Regions from separate parts of the Homo sapiens genome. Here region 1 is linked to region 2. A link is a loop called in an ENCODE intact Hi-C map of the cell type or tissue named here. Cell type or tissue: Caco-2. All regions are shown on one strand. Links, peaks and the distances in the headings refer to the core of each region. The heading gives the core; the rest is flanking DNA.

What was found. A loop is a pair of places that touch in the nucleus more often than their neighbours do. Peaks named below come from ENCODE experiments on the same cell type or tissue, not always from the same donor. Only the 100,000 strongest peaks of a DNase experiment are listed, where the experiment ranks them.
Region 1: a loop joins it to region 2, with 7 times the contacts of the local background. A loop is called at or near these places in 1 of 110 quality-filtered maps.

What each region holds. Positions count from the first base shown.
Region 1 is chr4:95,451,324-95,454,248 of GRCh38, forward strand. The region is part of intron 1 of UNC5C (unc-5 netrin receptor C); the gene reads right to left. Among named protein-coding and RNA genes, the nearest start is that of UNC5C, 96 kb to the right of the region's middle. In Caco-2, for the core only: no CTCF peak of the experiment used is centred there; no DNase peak of the experiment used is centred there.
Region 2 is chr4:95,385,162-95,388,086 of GRCh38, forward strand. All of the region lies in intron 1 of UNC5C (unc-5 netrin receptor C), which reads right to left. Among named protein-coding and RNA genes, the nearest start is that of UNC5C, 160 kb to the right of the region's middle. In Caco-2, for the core only: no CTCF peak of the experiment used is centred there; a DNase peak (open chromatin) is centred at 1,430.

The DNA.
Region 1 (2,925 bases), core at 188-2,687, 66 kb after region 2:
ATATTCATTTCCAGAAAGGAAACTTCGACAGAAACATATAAGAAAAAGTAGTCTGTCATTTCTGAAATGTTACTGAAAAACCTCACCAAGTTTATCCCTTCATCTCCAAATGCTTCAAAATGTAAAATCTCGATATCTTAACCATAAGTCAATAGTGATATAGTAATAACCCTAATAGTTACTATTTGGTAAAGTAGAGAAATTGGAAATTCTCATCATAAATATACATTAAGGAAATAAAAACATATCCTAACATTTGCTAAATTTCAAGTTGTTTAATCTTTTATTAGTAAGAAAGAATATTGTCTTACTACTTTTGTTTTGTCTGAGATCAGATTGATGAAAAGTAATAAAATTCTTCTACAGACACTGTATTGTTTCACGTCTTAGTCAAAACAGAAAGCAACTATATTTTTCAAGAAAGAATTCTTTTGATAAACACCTCTCTTTAGTGAAATAATAAACATTATAACAAATGAGATAAATGTTAAATTATCAATGTAACTATTTCAGAAACTGTATTTGTTTTCTATCTTATACTATATGTCTTAAACACTAAAATATCTGACCCAAAATTTCCGTTTCCAAAATCAACATGACCGTGATAGCTCTTGAAACATGGTCGTGTCTGTAAGTCAGAAAAGAATATGTTAGGTGGAAAGTAACAAAAAGCAACCAAACAATTTAAAGATAACCTTTTAAAGCAAATATTTATGACTCTATAGACATAGCATATTGGTTAAAACAAAGTGGTAATGTATATGGTACATTATTTTAAATTTGCTTCAATGCTGATACATTTTGCTTCCATATATTAATTTTTCACACAAAAGTATTTTTCCCTAGTGAAAAGTACTCGTTAACAAGAAATGAATATGGTGTAACAATTTATTTGAAATCCTGCAGTCAACTCTTTGCATATAACTTTCTGATAAAAAAAAAATCCCACATACTTCATTTTCCCTAAAGAGCAGCATGAGATTTCCAATCCTTTGCTTGAACACATAAAATATTAAGAGCCAATTTTCAGCTGCACCTCTGTCACTTCCATTATCATTCTACACGTCCAGAGGTGATAATGGACTCTGTAAATTGCAGTCTTTCTCCACCCCAGACCACGGAGGGTTTCACCAGGGGACAGTTCCACACAAAGGGTGGCCCAGATGTATGTTAATGGCACTGAGAAGCGAACAGCAGACACTACCATACAAGATAATGTGACGTGTTATCCAGAGGAAAGATGAAATGAGCAGAAAACAATTTCCTTAGAAATTCTGTAAAATCAACAAGGACCCATTCTTCTCCACAAATCAAATAGGTAGCACTATCTTCACAGAACTTTGGAAACAAGATTAAAATACATTCCTAATGCCTCGTCTATGAAGGAATTGTTTGTTCAAGCCAACAGAGAATGAAGGCACATGAGCATTGAGGTTTAAAGAATTATAGGGGAGGCTTTTGTTTACCATTTGCTTTTTTCAGACATACAACACAGATCTACCAGCATTCATTATCTTCAAACATGAAGTGAAAGAAAGAGGGTAAGGTAAAAGAAAGTGCTTATCTTATCCATTGCTGAAATGATACTCACTACTCTTTGTTGTGGGCAATCTGCCCATTAAAAGGAAGCTGTCTTATAGGAAATTGAATGTGGTTGACACTGGGTTTTCATATGATCATATTTCCTACTATTCCATGCAAAATAATCAGATTTTACGGAAAATATACAGGAAGGAAGGGATTTGAAACTAGTTTTTCTCCCTTTTCCATAGGCCGTCATCTAACTAGTTATCTCACTCTAACACTGGGTGAGTGTTCATTGACTGAACCTACCAGACTAAGCACCAATGCTTTGGGCAAGGTGCTGGGGGTGGGTTGAGAGACAAGTGTTGTGCAAGAGGAAAGAAAGCCTAGTGAAAGAAAACAGACAGATCAAAATCAGATTGCATTACCCAGATAATTAAACATAGCTCTTTACCAATTAGATAATAATACATGACACATAATCATTGCTTATATGCTAATAAAGCCAAATGTTGGATAAGACAAGGTAAGGTCAATTTTAATACAATAAGTATATTCTGGAGCCAATTCCATAGTCTTCAAACTAATTTCAGGAAAATCAGACATCGGGAGGAAAAGAAGAAGAAAAAGAAAAAAGAGAAAAGGAAGAAAAAAAAGAAAGAAAAAACAAAAAAGAAACAGAACCCAGTAAAATCATTTCTTCATTTATTCATCTAGGGTCAAAACATCACTAATGAGCTCCACCTCTTCTCTTCCTGTTCCCCTTCATTTCCTTCAGCAAACACCAAGGACTGAAGCATATAAAGGCATTGTGCTAAGCATTACAGTTTGAAAAAAAGCCCACCAGTGATTACTGTCTTGAAGAGAATACAGACAAATAAGCAGATCATTACAGTAGAGGGTGATACTTGTTCTGGGAGAGAGATCAGAAGGCTGCTTATGGTGAGACTTTACCATCTTGTCAGAGTTTCCAGGAATTATTACTAGGATTTCACATCCTAGTCCTCCATGTCTCATTCCTCAAGAAAAATGAGGCATACAATCAATGCATAAGCAGAATTTGTAATTTGTACATATTTAAAATTAAAACGATTGAAATCCAGAATAGGCAAATCCATAGAGACAGAAAGCACATTGGTGGTTGCCAGAAGAAGGGAAGAGGGAGAAGTATGGAGTTACTACTTAAAGGGTAGAGGATGTTCTGCGGGGTTAAAAAGTTTCAAAACTAGATGGGGTGGTAGTTGCACAATATTGTGAGTGCACAAAAAAACCACTCAATTTCACCCTTTAAAATGGTTATTATGTGTTACGCGAATTTCACCTCAATTAAAAGAACAACTGACACTCTTCATTTGATACTTTGTGGCAGTTTGAAATAGGCATTCTGACATGTCGCAAAAA
Region 2 (2,925 bases), core at 325-2,824:
CAAAGAAAAAAAAACTTTTCATGCTCATAAAGACTTCATTTTATTTCAAACACGTTCTAAGAACATAACTGTGCTGTTTATGATTTTGTTCCTATTGTGTCGATGTGCGGAAGTGCTCGTAACCTATAAAAATGGTAGATGACTACTTGCAGAAAGATGGATAAACCCGTACTGCTGTACTGCTCAATTTTGTTCTTGTAAAAAATTTGTGTTTTCATTCAAATTCATTTTTGTCATCACTAAATAAGTAACAACTAAAGCCAAATGATTTTCCATTTCATAGAACTATAGAAAGTAGAAGAGCAATTTTAATAGCACAGTGTATTATTCCAAGATTCTACAATTAAAAGCATCAAAAGTGTCCACTGCTATCAAGTAGATGGTTCTTCTGTTAGAGAGAGGAAATAAAAAAAAAGTGCTTATACACGGCCATGAGAGGACTTCTGTAAATCTAACCTATTCTTACAACAAAATTACTATGTTTACTGATGGCTATCCATACTTTATCTCTAGTGCTTGCCAGTGGTTGAAGGTCCAGTCCCATCATGATTCTTCCAGTAGACAGACTACATGGAGGTTTGCTTGTAACCTGCAAACATCTTACACATGTTTAAGAAATATATTCCCCAGTCTTGTTTTTCTATTTAATATCTTTTTGAATTCTAATATATCCAGAATTCTTCTCTTTGGTGATATTTTAGTAATGACCTGAGAAAAATCAAGCTCTGTTATAGCATGAAAATTGTTACATAAAATGAAACCTAAAAGTTACTCTGTTTTATACGAAGTTAAAACACCAAAAAGCCTCAGTCCTCCCCAACCAGTATCTCCTGGCATTCGCTCTCCTCAAAGTGTCTGTTAATGGTACCACTACTACTGCTGGTACCCATTTGGAAACTTGTCTTGACCCACTTCTGACCAGCCATTGTAACCTGCAGTCAGTGTTTCTCCCGGTAATTTTTCTAATGTTTCTCCCATCTCTTTGTTCCTTCTGTCCTAGCTCACCACTGTATTATTACAACCAATTTCTAACTGAGTTCTTTGACACAACTTTTTTTTTTCTTTTATTATTATACTTTAAGTTTTAGGGTACATGTGCACATTGTGCAGGTTAGTTACTTATGTATACATGTGCCATGCTGGTGCGCTGCACCCACTAACTCGTCATCTAGCATTAGGTATATCTCCCAATGCTATCCCTCCCCCATCCCCCTACCCCACAACAACTTTTGAGCCCAGATAATACTTTCTGCATGTATTATGGGCTGAGTATTCACTTCTCCACATTTTTTCAATCTTATCTCTTTCTTTACTGCAACACTGATCTTTTGATCTGCTCACATATTTCCTCCTTCTGAGCTCTCCACACAGTTGTAAAGTTAAGACATGAATGGCTTTGATCACACACCACTGTCTCTACCTGAAGCCTTCTGTTCCTCTCTATCCAATGCTTGTTTAATCCTTTGAGATGCAGATGATCTCTCTTTCTCTCTGATGGTCTCTAACCAGTTCCGACTTGCTAGTCTCTCTCAGGGGCAAAAATGTTGATAGCAGGAGACACCATGGCCATATGTTCACCTTTGCTGGGAAGAACGAATGCTGGAGCTGTTCTCACTTCCCCCCAAAAAAAGCCCGAGTCTTGTGCTCCTCTTATGCTTAATTTAATGTGTGAAGCTGTGTTTTTTTTCTCCATGAAGATCTTTTTGTGGTCCTCAGTGGACATTCATATGGGTTATAATATAAGATTAGAAACCTATACAAGATGCCAACAAAATATGGGGTATATGCCAAGGCTTGGACATTTGCTGCAATGTTTATTCTAAAGTCTGGTCTTCTAGAGACACTTGTCTTTCATTTCTGGAAGAAAAAATATCCATTCTAAATCATAAAGAAGTAATATTTAAAAAATGCTTTTATGTTTTCTTTGAAATGGTGCCCTATTTCTTTTTCTTTCTGTCTCTCTATCTCACTCTCTCTCTCTTTTTATTTTTTTTTGAGACAAGGTCTCACTCTCTCACCCAGGCTGGAGTACAGTGGTGTGGTCACAGCTCACTGCAGCCTTGGCCTTCCTGGCTCAAGCCATCCTCCCACCTCAGCCTCTCAAGTAGCTGGGACTATAGGCACCCACCCTTATGCCAGGCTAGTTTTAATTGGTTTTGTAGAGATGGGGGCCTCACTATGTTGCCCAGGCTGGTCTCGATGACCTGAGCTCAAGCTATCTTCTCTCCTAGGCCTCCCAAAGTGCTGGGATTACAGGCGTGAGCCACCTCAGCTGACTCCTTTTTGTTTGAATGCAGTATCTTTAAGAATAAATGGCCATACCTCAAAATTGAAGATCCTGACATTTCTAATTTTGAGTCACTTTCTGCCCTAGCTTCACTTTTAAAATGTAATAAGGGCTCTGAAATTCTATCCACATGGAGGGCTAACAACTCAATACTAAAGGTTTTTAAAATAATGCATAATTCATCCTAAAACTCTGTGTTTCTATGACTGCTGTCCCATGAACTTTTGTAATCTGCCAGTGCAAAAAACAAAGTAAGATTTTTTTCTTTTTGCCTGTAATAATACATCTTAAACATCAGTTCAGTGTGGGTTTTCATGTTAGCTGGCATAGATACCCATCCTAAAATATTTTTACTTGTAATAACCTGATTATTTTAAGCTGTTCAGTGGAAACTGTCTAAATGATTGACTGCTCCCCAAAAGTATGGGAATGATTTCCAAGCTGTTTTCAAGGCAGTTAGGCAGATAAGTAAAACCCGTAAGAATTCTGTTCAAGAGATGGATGGTTCTACATTTGTTCCAGAGGGATATTTTTCATATTCAATGAGTAAGCACATTTGCTTTAACATTGAAAACTACCTAGCAGAGATGAACTATTTTTATGGAAATACTATAAACATTAAACATGCCACATTAATA